2 separate regions of the Mus musculus genome follow, and region 2 is linked to region 1. The links are chromatin loops, found by intact Hi-C in ENCODE. Cell type or tissue: left cerebral cortex. All regions are shown on one strand. Each heading gives the region's core, and the rest is flanking DNA. Links, peaks and the distances in the headings are about the cores only.

Evidence for each region. Peaks named below come from ENCODE experiments on the same cell type or tissue, not always from the same donor. Only the 100,000 strongest peaks of a DNase experiment are listed, where the experiment ranks them.
Region 2: it touches region 1 in a loop (12-fold over the local background); 36 of 42 quality-filtered maps call a loop at or near these places.

The regions. Positions count from the first base shown.
Region 1 is chr3:130,684,215-130,695,220 of GRCm38, reverse strand. It overlaps Gm36373 (a long non-coding RNA gene), which reads left to right and starts at 2,569. Exons shown (of 3, transcript XR_867641.2): 1 at 2,569-3,160. In left cerebral cortex, for the core only: CTCF peaks have their summits at 4,304 (motif pointing right) and 5,332 (motif pointing right); a DNase peak (open chromatin) is centred at 5,336; H3K4me3 peaks cover 549 bases.
Region 2 is chr3:130,089,999-130,101,004 of GRCm38, reverse strand. No RefSeq gene overlaps it. Among named protein-coding and RNA genes, the nearest start is that of Sec24b, 35 kb to the right of the region's middle. In left cerebral cortex, for the core only: CTCF peaks have their summits at 5,654 (motif pointing left) and 7,007 (motif pointing left); a DNase peak (open chromatin) is centred at 5,659.

The sequences.
Region 1 (11,006 bases), core at 2,104-10,103:
TTCCATTTTCTTTCTTGTTTCACTATTTTCTCCCACTGAACGGCTGCTCTAGCCCTGGCCGTGTCCAGTCTGTTTTCTCTTTCTGCTCTGGATTCTGGATGCTTCTCTTATTCACAATCAAAGCTTTAACCATACCATGGAGTGGTCATGCACAGTAAATGCGATTTCCTTACTGTGCCCCCTCGTATAGCGCATTAGGGTGCTTCCTGAGGCAGTGGTTCCACAGTTCCATGATGCAATCACAACGTGTACGCTCATCGGACTGGTAGTTTCTCATTGGCTGACTGGTAGGTGGCAGTCCCTTTCTCATTGGCTGACTGGAGGTGGCAGTCCCTTTCTAATTGGCTGACTGGGAGGGGCAGTTCCTTTCTCATTGGCTGACTGGTAGGAGACAGTTCCTTTCTCATTGGCTATCAGTAACATGTCCTGGACACATCTCTAGACCAGTCTGGTTGTATAGTTTTTCTGGCCAGGTCTTTTAGTTCTCTAACAGGCCGTGGCCTTCACTTCTTTCATAGCTCAATTCATTCTGATCATAGAATTTGTAAGTTTACAAGATTTGTCCCTCGGTTGAGTCTCCCACACCCTTCCAGTTCCAAAGGTGATCATTAGCAGCTCATTATTAAAGATTCATTCATTTACTCAGAGGGTCTTGAACATAGGATTAAGACGATGAACAAAGGCTCTGACCTCCAGCGCCGGCATTCGGTCATCAATAGATCAAACTGTTTATAAGCTGTGAGGTACTCAAGTGCAGTAGCCAGGACCAGTGTGGACGAGGAGACGGGGTAGCCGTGCTTTAAGCTCTGGGAAGGAAAGATGACCCAAAGATATCAGAGTTCAAGGCCTGATTCAGTATGCATACAGTCTCAGTTTGTTTGACTATGAGAACATCTTTTAAAGCCTTTATGTTAGGCAGACAAAAGCAACTGCAATACAGCAAGGTCCCATTTTTCTTTATTGATGGAGTAGTAACAGTTCCTTCTATGTACCACTAGGTGGTGCTATGCTAACGGTATGTTTCTGTTTCAAAAACTTGGAAATTAATTTCCAAAGCGTTTTTGAGTAATCATTTCTTTACCCAGTACAGTGAAATATTAATTTAATTAATATTTAAATCAATATTTTGAAGCATATACTTATATAAAATGTCTTGTTGGTAAAATGTACTGTGTTTATGTGAAGAAGAAGAAAAAAAAACAATACTAGGCATAAAGTATTTTACGGCAGCGTGAGCCGGCATCACAGTGCACTAGAAAGCTGCTACGACTTATTTGCTAGGCAGGTGAATGTAGAATGAGTTTTCCTGCCGGAAAGGAGACAAACTCATCTTTGACTATTGGCTCTCTTGGGAGAGGATGCTGACAAGTATAAAGTGGTTTTGTGGAATGTGAGTCGTCTGAGAGGAGAAGGAAGAAAGTGGATTTAGGAAGGATAAGATGGCAGGTGAAGTCAAGATGTCATTGGCTGGCAGGGCAGTATGGCTAGACACTGACTGGGCTGCTGTTGTGACCTGGGTTGGAGACCATCTCAAGACTGGCACAATTTGCCTGTGGAGCTGAGGTAGACCTGATAAAGGATCTGAGGTTGCCATCTTGCTCCACCCTACAATGAAGTCCTTCCTTCAAGGGAGCGCTGTGGCCGCTCAGCCAGCCTCCCCCTTCTTCTGTGGTCCAGGACCCACCCCACCGAGTTGTGCCACACAGGGGGCAGCTCTTCCAACCCCAGCTACCTAATCAAGATAATCTCGCCTAGACACACCCAGGTGATGTGAGATCTTACCAAACTGACAATGGAGATGAACCATTCAGATTAATAAAGAAGATAGCCTGTTTGTAGGACTATAAACGAGAGCCAGGGGTGGCATGGGCTTGTTATTTCAGCGATCGGGATACGGAGGCAGAAGGACTGAAGCCAGTAAGTTCCAGGCCAGGCTGGGCTACACAGCAAGATCTTGTCTCAAAACAACTGAAACCTCTCCCCGTAAGATAATAAAAAACGAGAAAAAAACAAAAACAGTAAGAAACGAAAAGAAAGAGTGTGCTGGCGATCACTGTTACTGTTTACTTGAGTTATAAAATGGGAACTAACACAGGTGCAAAGTTGGGAGAATATTGTCTGGATGGGAATGGAGCTGCTGTGAGTGCACGGCCGTTGTTTCTGTTGTATGCTGTAACCTTCCTAGCGCAGGTCGGTCTGCACGTAGAAATAAGAACGACACATTTACAGAGTCCAAAGAGTGAGTGCCAGATAATGAGTTCTATGAAGCTAGCTCCTGCCCAGGTAGCGCTTCAGCCCAGAGAACCCACAGGCTGAGATTCCGTACTGCTGGAGCCAAGCCTGCTCTCTAGTGCTCCACAGGACCTAACCTAAAGTTTGTGGGAATTGAACGTGGGTCCTCTGGAAGAGCAGTCAGTGCTCTTAACTGCTGAGTCATCTCTCCAGCCCCAAAGGTCAGTGTATTAAAACTCTTGCCAAATACTATTTTTTTAAATGTACTTACACTTTTCGTTATAATACTACGAGTTCTTAGTGGACCTGAATTTTAGCTCTTCCAATGACCAGCTGTGCAACCTTCAGCAAAATCCTTAGGTTTTCTGAGCCTCAGTTTCTCCTTGGAAACTGAAGGTAGCAATGCCTACTTCTTAAGTAAGAAATAAAGTAGAGCACAGCTTCTTGATATTACAATTCATAACAGTAGCAAAAAATTACAGTTATGAAATAGCAACAAGAATAATTTTTTCTAGTTTGGGATCACTACCCCGTGAGGAACTGTATTAAAGGGTCATAGCGCTAGGAAGGTTGTGAACCACTGCATTCGATGCTCTTTAAAGATGGCTTCAGAGCTTTCTCGGAGTTAGGCTCTGCCTCATTTTTATCGTTTTTATTTAGTATATGGTCGCACATTCTCCTCTGGGGATGGAGGGTGGGAATGTGCACATACAGTCATGTGGGATAAGTGTGATTGACTATAGAATGCCTCCACTTATGTTTACGTCCACTTAACAATGTTTTTGAGATTTATGCAGGGTGGAAAGAGTTTCTATGTGGTGTGACACCACTTGACTGAAGGCCAAGAAGCAGTCTGGTGTAATGGTTGGCTCTTCACAGAGTCTGTCTTCAGAGCCCTCTGTCAAGGATGAAGCTCCAGCAAACTCCAGTAAGTGCTTGTGTTGGCCACTGGTCCACCTCGGATCGTAGTCTCACAGCAGAGGGGGAGTGCCAGTCCAAACAGCTTTAGAATCTGACCACATCCGTGCACTGGAGAAGCTGTTAACCTCTGTTTTATTTTAACTAGCATGACTGTTTCCAAACAGGACAGTAACAATAGCTCTTATCCATGCATTTTATACAAAGCAACGGCCCTGCTCCCGTCAAGAAATGGGCATCATTTCCCTAAGCCGGTGATATGTGCTCACCCTGTGCCTGTTTTGATCAGACGATGGCACACGTGTCACTGTGCCAGTCCTGGATATTTAGCGGACCTGGCAGCTTCTGCTTCCTGCCGCTTAGAAGGCTGGTTCTTGGGATCTGCCGTCTGAAAACCCAGCTTCAAGATCATAAGTCCTAAACCACATGAGAAGCCGTTGGTAGCTGCTCCTGTCAACAGCAGCTGAACTTGGAGCTGACCGCTGTATCAGCTGCTGGCCCCGGGTGCTGGCCCCAGCTGCCCTCTGCCTGTAGCTGTGTGAGAATCGCCGAGGGAGAACCGCCTAGTGGAGCCCAGCTGGCTCCCAGTACATAACTCGGGAGCTAGGGCTAAGCTTGTTTTCTAAGGCTGTTAGGTTTGGGCGTGGCTTTTATGTGCTGAGATAACAGATGGAAACTCTGCTCGGCTTCCGGGACACAGAGGTGGCTGAAGAGGGGCCAGATCTTGAGATAGAGGTGAAAAGCGACTGGGAAGGGTTTCCAGAAAACCAGCAGGGACCCCGAAAGACGAGTGGGAAACTCAAGGCCCAAAGACTGGAAAATGATCTTGGAAGCTGGAACCAGGGGTCCTTGGTGTGGAAGGGTGACTGTTTTGCTAACGCTGTCTGCCTTTGCCAGCGTAGAAAACAGTTCAGCATGAACTCACGGGTCCAATAGAGGCGCCTCTCTGGCAGAAAGCGCGAAGATCAACTTTAGTTGAATTTGGTGGAATTGGAGGAGAGAGATGAGTTAAAGAAGGGATTGCCCAATTCCCAAATGTAGAAGAAATCGGAGAGAGCATTCCTTTCAGGCGATTGAATTCATGCTTTTTTTTTTTTTTTTTTTTTTTTTTTTTTAAATAAAGGGATTCTGCCTGCATGTATGCCTGCAGGCCAGAAGAGGGCACCAGATCTCATTACAGATGGTTGTGAGCCACCATGTTGTTTCTGGAAATTGAACTAAGGAACTCTGGAAGAGCAGTCAGTGCTTTTAACCTCGGAGCCATCTCTCCAACCCCTCATGTCGCCTTTTAAAAGTTAGAGTATCTGAGAAATTTTCCTTAGTCTTTTAAAAGAGACTTTCTTGTTAACATTTGTCGTTAACTGTTGATTTGCCACTATTTCTGTGTCTAGCTCACGAGGGTTCAGTGAGTCCTGGTCTCTTAGTCTTTTTCAGCTTCTAAAGAACCTTTGCTATATGTTGTCTCAACTCATCTCACCATCCTGGTACTGTAAGAGAGACATGGTTGGTTCCCGATACTGAGAACAGCCACAACCATCTTCCGTTGTCTCCAGTTGCAGGTCGCCTGACTTGATGCTTGCAGTAGGTTCCTTCCCCTCTGCGTGGTGAAGTATCACTACTCACTGTAAAGAGGGAGCACGTTGAGTCAGAGACACAAACATTAGCCACCGTGAAAACACCACAGGATCCTTCCCGACACTCCCTGTCCACCCTTCACATCACCCTTTGCTTTGAGGAGATAGCTAGCAATTTTAAACCCGAGGCAGATACTTTCATCTTACAAAGTTGCCAAGTCATTATCTGTATTACAGTCAATACTTTCAAGAAGAGGGCTGGGCTACCAGGCCAGTGTGTAACTTTTGATCAGAGCAGGTAACAGAAGTGGGACTGCAGGTGCTGGAGACTTTTTATTATATATGTGCATGTGTATCGTGAATATATGTATATGTATGTATATACTATGCTATCTTCTGCCTCCTGCCTCTTGATAGATTGACTTTCTACATTCTTTGGGCTGGGAGTATGTAAGTATTGTAATGAGTCTGTTCACTTGTAAAAATCAATGTATTGGCTTGGACAGACTCTCACGCCCCATTTGGTTTTGCTAGTCCTTTTCATCTTTCCTACTCTTTCGATGCATCTGTTTTTCCATCAGTCTGCAGGCTGTGGCTCACTTCCGTTCAACCAGCAGATGGCGCTCTTGACATCCTAATAGGACTCGGGTCCTAATGGGCACGGTGATGGTCTGTTAGTTAAAAGAGGCAGTGGTTATTGATTGCTCGTTGTTCTCGTTAGACTTTGACCTAGGCGTGATCCTTCAGCGGGTTTATATTTATGTAATTATGCTCTCAAGCCCACGTCAAATGATTGATTTTGTGTGTGGGGGAGGAATTCAGTGACACTATTAACAGAAAGGTCTCCCTGTGGGGAACACCACCGACAGAGATGGAGATAATGTCCCAGTGATAATTGTCAATCTGATTTAGTGGCCCTTGCATTCCAAGGTATCCCAAGAGGAGGAACTCATTTTTCTGATCTGTAGAACTTAGGGGCTGGAAAATACATCTTATTAAGGCTATAATGATCATAAACAGGACACAGGAGCCGTGGAAATCCGATACATTGTAAAAATCACATGTGAAGTTATAATTCTTACAGATTTTATCTTAAATGGATACTAATCACCCACTCCAGACGTTCATTACATAATACTTCCAAGCAGGGACTTAGCAATCCTCAAACTCGATTTTCTCTGCTTTACTCACGGTTCCCTGTGGCTCTCCAGTATTTATTATTATTCTTTATATATAGCGACATTCAGTTACAAGGTGTGAGCTATATTTCTGTTTAGGATTTCCAACAAATGCCCCCAAGAGCTTCAATGAAGCTTCCAGGACCATTTCACAGTGTTTCAGCAGAGAAAAGCAAGCCAAACAGGACTGACCATGAGTCTCTTTCTCTCTCTCTCAAAGATTTATTTATTTTTATTTCTATGAATACATTGTAGCTGCCCTCAGACACACCAGAAGCAGGCATCAGATCTCATTACAGGTGGTCATGAGCCACCATGTGGTTGCTGGGAATTGAACTCAGGATCTCTGGAAGAGCAGTCAGTACTCTTGACCACTGAGCCATCTCTCCAACACCCCCACCCCAAGTCCTCTTTTTAAGCTTAGACACATCATGTTTCCCATGTCTCTTCACTGAAGTGTCCAGAGGTTGAAAGTAACCTGTGTAGGTCCTTTCAACACATTCATCGTGACTGGACCCAGTGGCTTCATGTCCATATTTAGCACTGCACCTGGTCAGTATTTTGAGAAGAAGGCTTACAGTGTGTCAGCAAAGACTGAACATCTGTATAGGCAGGCTTGCTTTTTCTTTCTTCCCCCACTGCTGGGTCCTCTGAGAAAATTTCACATACCCAGCTATTACTAAAGTAAAACTTTAATAATCAAATTTCCTGGAGAAGGCTGATTGTTTTCCTCGTCCAGATTTGTGTTGGACTTCTTCCTTGGCGTATGCTAATCAGGGTTTCTGAACCACATGGGGGAATAGAGAGCAAAGTCTCTGTCTGTATGGTGGAACTTTAACACATGAAACGCCTAATTCTTCTCTTTCAAAGGGTTTGTTGCTGAAAAGCTTTGATCTCTTTTTCTTAGTTAGGGTTACTCTTGCTGTGGCGAGACACCATGATCAAAGAAACCTGGGAAGGAGAGGGTTTATTGGGCTTATACATCCATGTTACTGTTGGTCATATACATCCATGTTACTGTTGGTCATATACATCCATGTTACTGTTGGCCATCAAAGGAAGTCAGGAGTGGAACTCAAACAGGGCAGGAACCTGGAGGCAGGAGTTGATGCAGAGGCTGTAGAGGGATGCTGCTTACTGGCTTGCTCACTATAGCTTGCTCAGCCTGTTTTCTAAAAGAACCCAGGATCACCTGCCCAGAGATGGCACCACCCACAATGGGCTGCGCCCCCCCCCCCCCATCAATCATTAACAAGAAAATGACTCACAGACTTGCCTATAGTCCAATATTTAAGGAGGCCTTTTCTTTTCTTTTCTTTTCTTTTCTTTTCTTTTCTTTTCTTTTCTTTTCTTTTCTTTTCTTTTCTTTTCTCTTCTCTTCTCTTCTCTTCTTTCCTTTCCTTTCCTTTTCTTTTCCTTTAAAGTATTATTTATTTAATGTATTTGAGTACACTGTAGCTGTCCTCAGACACACCAGAAGAGGGCATTGGATCCCATTACAGATGGTTGTGAGTCACCATGTGGTTGTTGGGAATTGAACTCAGGACCTCTGGAAGAGCAGTCAGTGCTCTTACCCACTGAGCCATCTCTCCAGCCCCAGGGGGCATTTTCTTAATTGAGGTTTCCCCTCTCTCTGATCACTTTAGCTTTTGTCAAGTTGACATCAAACTAGTCAGCACAATCTCCAAGGAAGCATTGGTAACAATAGCTCAAGTTTATTGAGAGCATGCGTGTACACTAGATGTTGCTCCAGCCACTTCTCATGTATCACCTGGAATCAGTCTCCCAGGACTGTTCTGAATCGGTGCTCTTAGCCCACTTCTCAGGTGAGGACATGGGGCTCAGACAGGCTTGTGGCACCAAGTGACCAGCCACAATCTGAATTAAGTGTCTGTGCTCTTAACCACCATGGTGGTAGCCTTCACTTGGCTTCAAAGGACTAAGTATCTTTCAATACTGATTCCTATTGGTATTTATTGGTGGTTTTTCATTTGTTTGTTTGTGTTGCAATAGGGTCTCTTTATGTAGCAATGGCTGCCCTGGAACTTGCTGTGTAGACCAGGCTGGCCTTGAACTCACGGAGGTCCACTTGGCTTTGCCTCCCAAGGGCTGGGATTAAAGGTGTGTGCAACCATGCTGGCTTCAGTACTGATATTTATATGTCTGTCTGTCTATCTATCTATCTATCTATCTATCTATCTATCTATCTATCTATCTATCTAGGTTTTTCAAGACAGGGTTTCTCTGTGTAGCCCTAGCTGTCCTGGAACTCACTCTGTAGCCCAAGCTTGCCTGTCTCTGCCTCCCAAGTGCTGAGATTAGAAAGGTGTGCACCACCACTTCCTGGCCAGTACCTGTTTTTGTTTTAATCTACTAGAATGGAAAATTTTTAAATAATTCTGTTTTTTTACTTAACATCTTGTAACATTTCTCATAGCTTACCTCTAGCTATATGTCCACATTTACACATTGTATAATTTTAAATATACAGAAACATTGCTCTTATATATGTATTTTATCACTTTGGTCTTACTTGTTTTTGCTCTTAAAACACACACACACACACACACACACACACACACACACACACACACACACACACTGCTTAGTGCAGAGTGCCATGCATCTATCTCCTATATCTTAATGCCTGTTTGGGCATTTAAGTCAAAGAACTAGTGCTGACAGCTACAACATTAGCAAAGTCTATGCCTGTCCCTCAGTGCAACTTATAGTTAACATGGCATTTTAGTTCACTGAGATTTGGAAAAATGTTTTCATACAGTTTTCTTTTGCAAGCAAGCTTATTTGACTCTACCTAAATTGTGCATTTGCACACTTGGCTTCTTTGGCATGATGTAGCATCCATATTGATTTTAAAGAACTGAGGCACAAATAAAACATTATGTTCATGAAGGTGGCTCATGTCTTCAGCCATGAAGTTACAGTGAACTTAAAGACGAGAACCTTTTATTAACTAATGAGAGCCCAGCAGTTGTGATAAGCCACTTTAGATGATAACTCAACACTCTCAGGAGATGTTTTCGAACACCCAGCTCCAATCCAGGTGGCTTGGGTGTCAACCCAGCAGATGTGTTTACGGCAGATGGTCCACAGGTGGCTAGGGCATAGATTGGATGAATCTTCTTGGAGTGTAAGAAAAAAAAAATCTCTCAAGCCAAGGTTCCTACCCCGGCAGGGCAGGTAACCGGAAGACCTATTAGGCAAGATGATTTCAGGACAGGAGAAATGTAACCCCAACTCTTAGATACTGAACAGGATCACTTAATTCCCAGCCTTTGAGCCCCACTTGCCAATGGTATTTCATTTGACTGGTTATGACTGTGTACTTTTGGTTAAAATCGTTCAGATAAAATTCACAGGACACAAGCCCAAGTCCTTGCCATGGTCCCACAGGGAGCCTATATGTCCCTTCTTAAGAGTCCCTCTGCCCCCGTAACTACTGACCTCACCTCCTAGTCTGCTGGTTGGCTTCATTCGACTGCTCACCTCTGGTCGTGACATTCATAGCCAGGCTAGGGGCCTCACTCTCACGCTACCTGAGTGGCTCACGCCCTTTCCTCTTCCAAATACACGTTTTACAATGAGGTCTTCCTTTATCTCCCATTGAAAAATCAAGTCTCCCCTGTTTCTATAGCACTTGCCTCTCTTTAATGTGCTTCATAACCGACTTGTTTGTTTATCTAGACATGAACTACCTGAAATCAGAGGTGCAGCTTAGTGTGTGGGACACAATACACGCTCAATAGCTCTTCAGTACCTGGCTGCATTAAACTCGTCAGGAAAATACACTCAAGAACGGGTTAATTGACTGAGTAGCCCAGGTTAGTTGGCGTCATTTCTACTTTTCCTCTTTGGTGGATTTCTTATTTCTTAGCCCCACCCCGTTTAAGGCTGGCAGTTGAATCTGGGACCCCACAAGCCAGGGAGGTACTCTGCCAGCTTCCTCCATCGTTCTTGAACTGACTCTGAGTACTGGCATCCTTGGTTTGATCCGCACATGCCATTCCTCTGACTTCCTGTAGTTAATCTCAAGGGTTTTCACTGTTTGCTTTATTTCAGTGAGCGCCATTGGTAGAGGGACCAAGGCTATGCAAGCCTCATGGTAAATCAAGCGCATAGTACACACATCACCAGGATAGGGCTTCTTTCTTCATCCAAAATGCTGAGTCACGTAAAGTTTTATTTGACAGTAAACAGGCTTCCAACTAATTGATCGTCATCTGTGTCACTTGCGTTCCATGAACACTTAGTGAATTGACAGTCACCGTGATTTTTGACAGCATTTGTGTTTTGTTCTATTTTGTAACCTGGGTCACTTCTTCTAAAACAAACAGTGCCAGGCTCTGTTTGTCAGTTAATAATCTGGGTCTGTTACTGTTTCATGGATATTGGCAGAAAACTTGAGACTTCTGGGTCAAAGACAAAGGACTTTGTTACAGCGGAGCAAGCAGCGTGGGGACAACACTCGCCAAGCCCCACAGGGTAGTGATAGATGCTGCGCACATGGGTAGCTGGCTCCTAGCTGCAGAACACTGAGTTTAGTGATGTGCTGTTTTATAGTGTGTGGAAGGGAAGGGAGGCAAACCCATACTTTGTCCAAGAGGGACAGTTATCCATCAATGTGGTGGGCTGCAAAGACAGCCCTAAGAAGTGGCCTGGGGAAAGAGCAGCCACGGTGTCACATGCCTGGCAAGAAAGTGCAGGGCTCCTCAGACCCCATAGCTCTGGCCTTTCCCTATTATAGTCAGATAATTGGCTTTGACACTAGTTCACTCTTAGAAGCCAGCCCAGACAGGCTCAAGGCCCTGCTGTGTCCCTTTCTATGTGGGAATTTAAACAAATACTTTCCATTCCCTTCTGTCTTCTCTTCTTTACAGTGGTGCCACCCATCCCATTGATTGGCATAGTGTTGTATGCTGTCCCTCGGCCTACATGAACCGGGTACACCCGGGAGGCAGGCTGGGCTGAAAGACACTTAGACTTCGAGAAAAGATAATGAAGCCAAGACAAAGGTTCTGATCAAGGCCCGAGAGTTTACTAAGAGACCTTGCTTATAAGGGGGAAGCCCCCCTAACCCCCGCCA
Region 2 (11,006 bases), core at 1,286-9,285, 590 kb after region 1:
TAGGTGGAACAACATTATGAACTAACCAGTACCCCGGAGCTCTTGACTCTAGCTGTATATGTATCAAAAGATGGCCTAATCGGCCATCACTGGAAAGAGAGGCCCATTGGACACGCAAACTTTGTATGTCCCAGTACAGGGGAACGCCAGGGCCAAAAAGGGGGAGTGGGTGGGTAGGGGAGTGGGGGTGGGTGGGTATGGGGGACTTTTGGTATAGCATTGGAAATGTAAATGAGCTAAATACCTAATAAAAAATGGAAGAAAAAAAAAAGAAAATGGGAGCAGAGTTAAGGTGGGAAGGACAACTTCAGAGTTGCTTTGTTTTGGGTTTCAAGTGAAGTAATGCTTTGAAGATGACCCAACACAAGCTAACTTAAAACGTTACTTGGCGAGAACATGGAGTGTTTGCAAAATCAAAACAGAATAAAAAGCTCTGGGTAAAATAAATAAATAAATAAATAAATAAACTCGTAAAAATGGGAAAGAAATATGGTTCTGGGGAGCTGGCTTTCTGCAGAAGGGTGAGGATCCAGGTTTGAATGACAAGAACATTCATAAAGTCAGACGGGATAAATAACACACACACACACACACACACACACACACACACACACACACACACACACGTGTTATCTCGGTGTTCCTACAGGGAGGTGGGAGGCAGAGATGGGAGAAACCCCAGAGGCTCATAGGCCAGCCTGGTGCACATAACAGCAAACAACTGTGTGAGATCTGTCTCAAGCTCAGTGCAAGGAAAGGACCAAGGACTGAGGCTGTTCACAGAAAAGAAGCCAGTGCTGAAAACTATCCTGGAGGAAAAATTAGGGACAGAAGAAAGTGGCCGAATGACAAAGTGACCAAGTTCTCAGTATCTTTTTTTTTTTTTTTAAAGATTTATTTATTATATGTGACTACACTGTAGCTGTCTTTGAACACTCCAGAAGAGGGTGACAGATCTCATTATGGATGGTTGTAAGCCACCATGTGGTTGCTGGAATTTGAACTCAGGACCTTCGGAAGAGCAGTCAGTGCTCTTACCACTGAGCCATCTCTCCAGCCCCCAAGTTCTCAGTATATTAAACTGAATATCTCTCCTACTGAAAGACTTTTGAACTTAGCCTTACTCCGAATGGGTCATGTTCTCAAATTATTTCATATTCAGTCAGTAAGATTGAAATCATCCTTAGTGGTTAAATAGATTAATTAAATTACTGCATTCATTTAATCCAGCAATGCTTTTATCTTCACACTCTTATGTTTATTGGCAGTTCATATACCAAAAGACAAAAAGCGTTTAGACATCTACTTGTACAGACACCGTTAATGTGAAGCACCCCTGGTGGTGTTACAGAAACTGATACTAAAGTAATGCATAAATATTAAATGATGTTTACATATTCATGAGTCTCCCTACTCTGTAGCACAAATGTTTCAGTACTAGTAAGGTCAACTTCAATCTTAAAATACTTCCTCCAGGTATTGATCCATAATTACCTAGGCTTCAGTCTCATCTTGAAATGTGGTCTGTCAAATTGTTAGACCTATGTAAAATAAAATTTCTTTCCTCGAGGCAAAATAAAATAAAATAAAATAAAATAAAATACTTCCTAAGGGGACTGGAAAATGACTCTGTTGGTAAAGGGCTGGCCACACAAGTGTGAGGACCAGAGCTCAGTCCTCAACACTCACACAAAAACACTGAGCACAGTATGGACAATCTGTAATCCCAGCACTGGGGAGGCCAAGGCAGGCATATCTCTACTCAATGAGTTCCAGGCCAGCAACAGACCATAGTGTCTATCTAGTGCCTGAGGAGTGACCCCCAAGATTGCCCTCTGGCCCACATGCACACCTGCATACATACATAGGTACATACTCTCTCTCTCTCTCTCTCTCTCTCTCTCTCTCTCACACACACACACACACACACACACACACACACACACACAATCAGGTACACACAATACTTAAAAAGTAAAAAGAGTTTGTTTATATAGTGGATTACGTTGATGGATTTCCGTATATTAAACCATCCCTGCATCCCTGGGATGAAGTCTATTTGATCATGATGGATGATCGTTTTGATGTGTTCTTGGATTCGGTTTTCGAGGATTTTATTGAGTATTTTTGCATCGATATTCATAAGGGAAATTGGTCTGAAGTTCTCTTTCTTTGTTGAATCTTTGTGTGGTTTAGGTATCAGAGTAATTGTGGTTTCATAGAATGAATTAGAAGGTAGAGTACCTTCTGTTTCTATTTTGTGGAATAGCTTGAGGAGAGTTGGAAATAGGTCTTCTTTGAAGGTCTGAAAGGACTCTGCACTAAACCCATCTTGTCCTGGGCTTGTTTGTTTGTTTGTTTGTTTGTTGGGAGACTATTGATGACTGCTTGTGTTTCTTTCCTTAATCATCAGGAAAATGCAAATCAAGACAACCCTGAGATTCCACCTCACACAAGTCAGAATGGCTAAGATCAAAAACTCAGGTGACAGCAGATACTGGCGAGGATATGGAAAAAGATGGACACTCCTCAATTGTTGGTAGGATTGCAAGCTTGTACAACCACTCTGGAAATCAGTCTGGTGGGTCCTCACAAAATTGAACATAGTTCTACCAGAGGATCCTGCAATACCTCTCCTGGGCATATACCCAGAAGATACCCCAATTGGTAATAAGAACACATGCTCCACTATGTTCATAGCAGCCTTAATTATAATATCCAGAAGCTGGGAAGAACCCAGATGTCCCTCAACAGAGGAATGGATACAGAAAATGTGGTACATTTACACAATGGAGTACTACTCAGTTATTAAAAACAATGAATTTATGAAATTCTTGGGCAAATGGGTAGATCTGGAGGACATCATCCTGAGTGAGGTAACCCAATCACAAAAGAACTCACTTTATATGCACTCACTGATAAGTGGATATTAGCCCAGAAACTTAGAATACCCAAGATACAAAACACAAGAAAATCAAGAAGGAAGACCAATATGTGGATACTTCATTCCTCCTTAGAATAGGGAACAAAATACCCATGGAAGGAGTTACAGAGACAAAGTTTGGAGCTGAGACGAAAGGATGGACCATCCAGAGACTGCCCCACCTGATGATCCATCCCATAATCAGCCACCAAACCCAGGCATATGCCAGCAAGATTTTGCTGAAAGGACCCTGATATAGCTGTCTCATGTGAGACTATGCCAGTGCATGGCAAATACAGAAGTGGATGCTCACAGTCATCTATTGGATGAAACACAGGGCCCCCAATGGAGGAACTAGAGAAAGTACCCAAGGAGCTGAAGGGGTCTGCAACCCTATAGGTGGAACAACAATATGAACTAACCAGTACTCCCAGAGCTCATGTCTCTAGCTGTATGTAGAAGAAGATGGCCTAGTGGGCCATTATTGGAAAGAGAAGCCCCTTGGTCTTGCAAACTTTATATGCCCCAGTACAGGGGAACGCCAGGGCCGAGAAGTGGGAGTGTTTGGGCAGAGGAGCAGGGTGGGGGGAGGGTATAGGGGACTTTCGGGATAGCATTTGAAATATAACTGAAGAAAATATCTAATAAAAAATTGGGGGAAAAACGTAAAAAGAATTTTAAAACACTCAAGTATAGCAGTACTTTTTAATGCATGCTCTAAGTGCGGAAAAATTCAACATCATTTCGTGTTGCGCATTTTTCATGAAAATACTAGCCACCCTTTACTTACTCATGAGAAATTTTAGTTTTATTTATGGTTCATCCAGCCCTAATGGACTATTTGGATTAGCAAGATGCAGAATTACAGGTAAATATGAGAACGCATAGGTTTGTTTACCTTGTGGGTTGTTTTTTTTTTTTTTAATAAAGGAGTCTTTAACTCCAACAGAGCTTCTGTTACCATAACCAAATGACTGAAGTCACAATTTAACTGCAAACCAGAAGGGTATAAATAGTAGACTGGACATATAATACCCTTCTTTCTTCGTCCTTGCTTCTGGAAGGTGTGTCTTTCCTCACGATGAGTCATTGCCTCGGACCCTGCAACTCCGTCCCATAAGGCCCTACTTGTGGCTTCATGCTCACAGGGACAAGGGGTGCTGCCCATAGTGTGACTCCCATGGCTGCCTAAAACGGATGGCAGTGTTTAGGGAGGAACATTCCCTGTTGCTTCCCTTCACCTGACTGATCACACACACACACACACACACACCGTGAAGATGGACATAACCATCGCGGTCTCGCTGTCGCTGCGCCTTCTCCAGCCTATGTCTTGCGTGTTCTTTTTTCATCGTCAGCATCATATAGCTCTTGTGAACAGCCCCCCAGAGCACAGGCTGCTTGGGAGCTACTCCAGCCCTGCAGTCGTGGCAGTGAGGCTTAGATCTTTGAGTCGTGATCAAAAGCTTCCATTTTCTTTCAAGACAGAATGTTGCCTAATTGTTAAAGTAATTGCTTTTTTTTTTAAGAGAAAATTTGGGAGGCAAGGTCTCATTCTATAGCCCAAGTTAATCTGGAACTTGCTAGATAGCCCGGGCTGACCTTGAACTCATGATGGTTCTCATATCACAGCCTCTAGATTGCTGGGAATGCGGGATTGAACCATCATGTCCATCAATAATAGTTATCTTCATTTTAAAAAATTATCAAAATCTAGCATTTCCTAAAGTCTGTTTATATCATTTGCTTAACTTTTTGCATCCTCTAAGTTTTTATCTTTGTATATTCCTTTTGCTTGTTGTCTTAGTTAGGGTTTTACTGCTATGAACAGACACCGTGACTAAGGCAACTCGTATAAGAACAACATTTAATTGGGGCTGGCTTACAGGTTCAGAGGTTCAATCCATTATCATCAAGTGGGAAACATGGCAGCATCCAGGCAGGCATGGTGCAGGAGGAGCTGAGAGTTCTACAGCTTCATCTGAAGGTTGCTAGTGGAAGACTGATTTCCAGGCAGCTAGGATGAGGGTCTTAAAACCCATGCCCATAGTGACACACCTACTCCAACAGGGCCACACCTACTCCAACAAGGCCACACCTAAAAATACTGCCACTCTATGGGCTAGGCATACTCAAATCACTGCAGTTGTTTTTCTAAAAAAAAATAAACATTACTATTGAGTTAGCTTCTCAATTAAGATATTTTGCCATATGAACAAAAGTTGCAAGTGACAGCTTATACAAAATTATATAGAAGTGACTAGCCTTTTCTTCCTTGTCATCCCACTAACAAACTAACAGTTTGCAACCCCATAGGAAGGACAACAATATCAACCAACCAGACCCCCAAGATTTCCCAGGGACTAAACCACCATCCGAAGAGTACACATGGAGGAACTCATGGCTCCAGCCACATATGTAGTAGAGGATGGCCTTGCTGGGCATCAGTGGAAAGAGAGGCACTTGGCTCTGTGAAGGCTGGGTGCCCCAGTGTAGGGGAATGCCAGGACAGGGATGTGAGAGTGGATGAGTGGGTGGGAACATTCTCATAGAAGCAGAGAGGGGGTAGAATGGGGGTCCCCAAGGGGAAACCGTGAAAGGGGATAACATTTGAAATGTAAATTAAAAAAATATATCCAATAAAAAAGAGGAAAAAGTCATGGAAGTGAATTTGCAGATAGATTTCTCTCAGTCTGTGCCTGTATTTGGCTAATTCGGGGTACAGCAGTGACACCTAGTGGAAATTTGACACCTGGCCTGGTTAGGCTTCGATTTAATTTGACTTAGGGTTTTGTTGGTTTGGTTTGGTTTGGTTTGGTTTGGTTTGGTTTGGTTTGGTTTGGTTTGGCTGATAAAAAGTCTCTGTGAAGCTCAGGTTAGCACAGAACTCACTTAGTTCAAGTTGGCTTCAAACGCTGGATCCCTCTGCCTTACCTTCTGGAGTCCTGTGACTACAAGTATGGGCCACCACACCCAGCTAAATCGCGTAAAGAAATGAAATGTGGGTGGACCTTGTTGACTGACCTGACGCTTAACGTTTGTCTCCTAAGTAAATGAATGAATGTATAGAGTTCACAGAACAGAAAGAATGAGGGGCTGTCGAGATGGCTCGGTGGGTAAAGGTGCCTGTCCCCAGGCCTAACCCCTTGAGTCTAGTCTCCAGAACCCACACAATAGAACAAGAGAACCTATACCTACAAGTTGTCCTCTGACCTCCCCAGGCACACTTTGGCATGGGTGTGCACAGACACACGTAAATATATTGTTTTAATTAACAATAGCAAAAAAAAAATGCTTGGTATCACAATTATTGATTAATGAAAAGAGTCGAGCGTTTTTTTTTAAGAGTGTTGAGACACGGGGGCAGCCTGTGCTTCAAATTTAGTTCCTATTGTTTCCTGTGATAAGAGTTTATAACAGAAACAGAGTGAAGACTTGAATCACCAGAGATGAAAATTCTCAGAGAAAGCCATTATTATTCCTCCTCCTGTTCCCGAGCACCTATGAAAGGTTCCTAGCGGGACTGATAACAATTGTTGAGATAAAGCACCATGGAGAAAATAAGATGGCCTCCCAGGGGGTTATATGCAAATGTGGTAGGCAAAGAGGAAATTAAAAAGCTATGCTAATCGCAATGTTCTCATCTCCCGTTTGCTGCAGTGACACTGGGTTTGCCAGATGTTTGATTAAAACCAGCCTGGGAACAAGGACTTTATATCTTAGGGGAGAGACAAATAGGTGCTGTGTAGGGCCAGCTTGTTGTTGTCTAAATAGTCTTGTAATTGTTCCTCCCAAACTAATTTAAAATTGCTGACTCAACATAGGACTGTCTCCTCTGCTTGACTGGAGTAGAAAAACTGACAGTGTGAAAAGACGCCACTGTGTAGAAATGGCTCCACACTTCAAGGACTCATGCATGTTATTTCTAGATGCAAATCCACTACAGACATCAAGACTTAAGATGGTGTGGGAAATAAACATAAGAAGCTGTCTTCAGGGCTGGAGAGATGGTTCAGCAGTTAAGGGCACTGACTACTCTTCCCAAGGTTCTGAGTTCAATTCTCAGCCACCACATGGTGGCTCACAACCATCTGTAATGGGATCCGATGCCCTCTTCTGGTGTGTCTGAAGACAGCTATGGTGTACTTGTAATGCATAACATTAATAAATCTCAAAAAAAAAAAGAGAAGCTGTCTTCATTTATTTTCCAGTTGATGTGATAAAATACCATGGCCCATCCGAAAAGGCAACTTCTTGGAGATAGGGCTTATTCCCATTGACAGTTTCAGAGAGATACAGCCTATCCTAGTGAGATGACACAGGCTCAGGAGCAAGACTCGATGGTCATATCACATCTGCACCCAGAGTGCAAACACTAAATAGGTATGGAAGTTTACTATTTTATAAGCTTTCCAAAAGTTGCATTAAAAAACAAAAACAAAGCAAAAACAAAAACAGCTGACATCGAGTTACTCTGCATGGCAAGGATAATACCCTACCTGTGGTGGTTTGTACATGCTTGGCCCAGGGAGTGACACTATTAGGAGGTGTGTCCCTGTTGGAATAGGTGAGGCCCTGTTGGAGTAGGTGTGTCACTATGGGCATGGGCTTTAATACCCTCATCCTAGCTGCCTGGAAGCCAGTATTCTGCTAGCAGCCTTCAGATGAAGATGTAGAACTCTTAGCTCCTCCTACACTATGCCTACCTGGATGCTGCCATGTTCCTGCCTTGATGATAATGAACTGAACCTCTGAACCTGTAAGCCAGCCCCAATTAAACGTTTGTTCTTTTAAGAGTTGCCTTGGTCATGGTGTCTGTTCACAGCAGTAAAACCCTAACTAAGACCTCACAAAAGCCATTTAGGGCAAAAAGCCTGGGGTGGGATACTTTTCTTCAAGCTGTCAGTCAAGTAAGGTCCCAGAGACTGTCACCACCACCACCCCCCCCCAAAAAATACAAGCTTTGGCATTGCTCTTTGTTGTCCACCAGAACTTGGTGGTACGACCCTATTGCTGATATGACACACTTAATTGCAGGACATGCAGCCTGTGACCTTTCTGGGGCTAACTTTCATAGTGCCAAAAGAGGTTCTGCAGGCTGCTGAGGGAGAAACATAATCAACAGTGTTACACTATGAACCCTGTGAGCTACAATAGCAACAGACCTGGAAGCAGTCTATGCCCAGTGGAGAAATAGCAGAATGCTAATGGAGATAACCAACCACTTTTTATTGGATTTAAGGCCTGCTCCATTGAAGGGAAGCCATACCTGGTACTACAGACCTGACCAAGAACCAGGGTTATGGAGGCCACAGGTCCTAAGGAAGAGCCTATTTCTATTACCTCACTGAATAGACATATTGTCAAACAACCCCTGTCTTCATACCCACAGATCAATGCAGCTCTCAGCCGAGAGGCTTCTGTTTGCAATGGAGAGCAGTTAATACAGAGACTCACAAATGCTCAAGTAGCAAAAACATAAATGGCTCATCTTAGCCCTAATGCCACAGCTATACCACACTCTCTTCCTGCAAGCTTCTCAGAACAATGCAGAAGGAAGAACAATGGAAAATCTGTAAGAGCCAGAGGTCAGGGAGGATTGCCGTGTAACTGTGTCTCCTGAACGTAATAGACACGGGGCATGCACGGACTCACAGTAGCCTCTGTCATTACCTGCCCAAGACCTGTACAAGTCCATGGCAAACAACATTCCAGCCCTGAAGGAGGAGCTGAAGAGGCCCCGCCCCTAACTGCGGAACTATCAATAAAAGCTGCTGCAGGAGAATTATTACCCTGGACGTGTGACCCCTGGTAGGTTTTCTGTGTTCCAGTGGATCATCCCAAATCCATGCATTTACAGGCACCACTAGGTAGATTCTGTGGATTATATTCAGGAGGAGGTGGTAGAGGAGGAAGGAGAGGAGACAGAGGGGTCATGGGGTTGGTAGACATGGGGAGAAGGCTCCTGGAGCAACAGAAGTGGGTACTAGGGAGAGGTTAATATGCTCAAAATACATTGTATGCATGTATGACATTCTCAAAGAATAAATTTTAAATATTACATTAAAATCAACCTCAAAGCCCTCCCCAATGACTTATCCCAGCCAGGATCCCCCTCACAAAGGCTCTATGACCTTCCCAGACTTCACCCCCAGTGGGGGCCAAGTGTTGAAACATACGAGCCTATGGGAGACAATTCACATTCGAACTACAACAGAGGTTGCTTGTAAAAGATTTGAAGTAATGGGAGAGGTCTAGTAGGGCCTAATCATGTAATCCCTTATTTAATCAGACACATTGATTGATCAGTGAAACACTGGTCTGGACTACATAACAGATCAGCAAGCTGCAGCTGGTTGGCCCCGTTTGGTATAATCGGTGAGCTAGGGTAAACTTATAAAGTTGTAAGACAAAGAAAAAGAGAAAACGGGTTAAAATATATATATATGACAGATTTGTCAATGGCCAAACCTAAAATTCCAACTAGTCTTTGATAGGAGGTGTTTGCTACACCCGCTCTGGGAAAAGATCCAACAGTCATTGAAGTCACAGCCTAGAAAAGCAACTCAAGCAAGAAGAGGAAGAATGACAGCAGTTCCTACACTCTGACCACATAATGACAGCCTGCAACTGGGTTACATGACATGACATTGTCTCATTTAATGTCCACAATAAAAAAAAAAAAAAAATCTCACGAGACAGTTGTTGTCAGCAGATAGCTGACATCTGAAGAAGTTAGCTGCCCAGATCATCCAAATAATCAGATCTGTGATGAAGATGCAGGTGCTCTGCCCACTGCATCCAGGCACGAGCCTGAGAATGTGAAAGGCAGAGAGAGGGAGGTGTCCTGAGACATGTAAAAGCACAACCTGCCGGGCATGGTGGTGCACACCGTTAATCCCAGCACTTGGGAGACACAGGCAGGTGGGTCTTCGTGAGTTCGAGGCCAGCCTGGTCTAAAAAGCAAGTCCAGGACAGCCAGGGCTATTACACAGTAAAACCCAAGTACAACGTGCTAAGGGAAAATAGGGGCTTCTTAGGGACATTTAGGGAAGACCCTTGGAGCAAACTGGGCACTAGGGATAGTCTGAACGGTTGATCCTAAAGAGTACAGCGGCCAAGCTTGGGTCAGCCTCAAAAAAGAACCTTCAAGCACACTGTGGGAACAATGAGTGGACCCAGGAAATAGGACAAAGAGAAGGGGCTGCATAGAGAGGAATATAAAGATGACTCACAGCCAGCTCAGACAGGGATTTAAGAAATAAATACGTAAAAGAGGGACGTTGAACAAACGAGAGTGACTGAACATTTGCAACTAGACGGTTGTCACAGCCAGCCCTGTGCTCTATCTAAGGAAATGAGCCTCGCAAGATGCAGTGAATGAACAGGAGGCAGAAGAGTAGGCTAGAATGTGGCTGGCAATAATCCAGAGCAGAGGCAATGGAAATTGGAAGAATCATAGAGCAGGGGGAGGGGGAGAGAACGGTGTCGCCAAGATGCCAACTACAAAAACATCCGCCCAAAGAAAGCAAAAAGAGAAACAGTAACTAGCCTGGCAACAGCCATCCTGTCAGACTGTGTCCCTCTGACTTTGGTTCCCCGACAGCACCATGAGCACACACGTACGCACACGTGAGTTTTACTAACTTGAAGTCCCGTGATAGTGCTCTGGAGAAAATCATCACTTCATGTTTATTTTAATGGGATTTCACCTTAATAAGATGTCAATGTCTTGTGGTTGAGTGGGGTGGCAGAGAGGACAGGGCCACATTGTGCGATTCACTAAGTCTTTACATTACAGGAAGAGTCCCCCAAGAGTTGTTATCTGTTGCCTAGCCAGCAGCTCACGGGTCCCAGCCTGCAGGTCTTGGCTGGGTAGCTTAGTAGATTTGTTGCTTCAAAAGCTCAAGAGCCCATTCACAGGGGAAATAAGAGAGGTGCAGATCAGCTCCTCCTTCACCAGTTTAAAGTTTAAGATGCAGACAAGATCGCTGTACCAAGTGATGAGAGAAGATGCTAACAGGGCAACATAGTGATGAAGCGGATCTGTGTTCTCAGAGTGCGTGGGGAAGGTCTAGTTTGG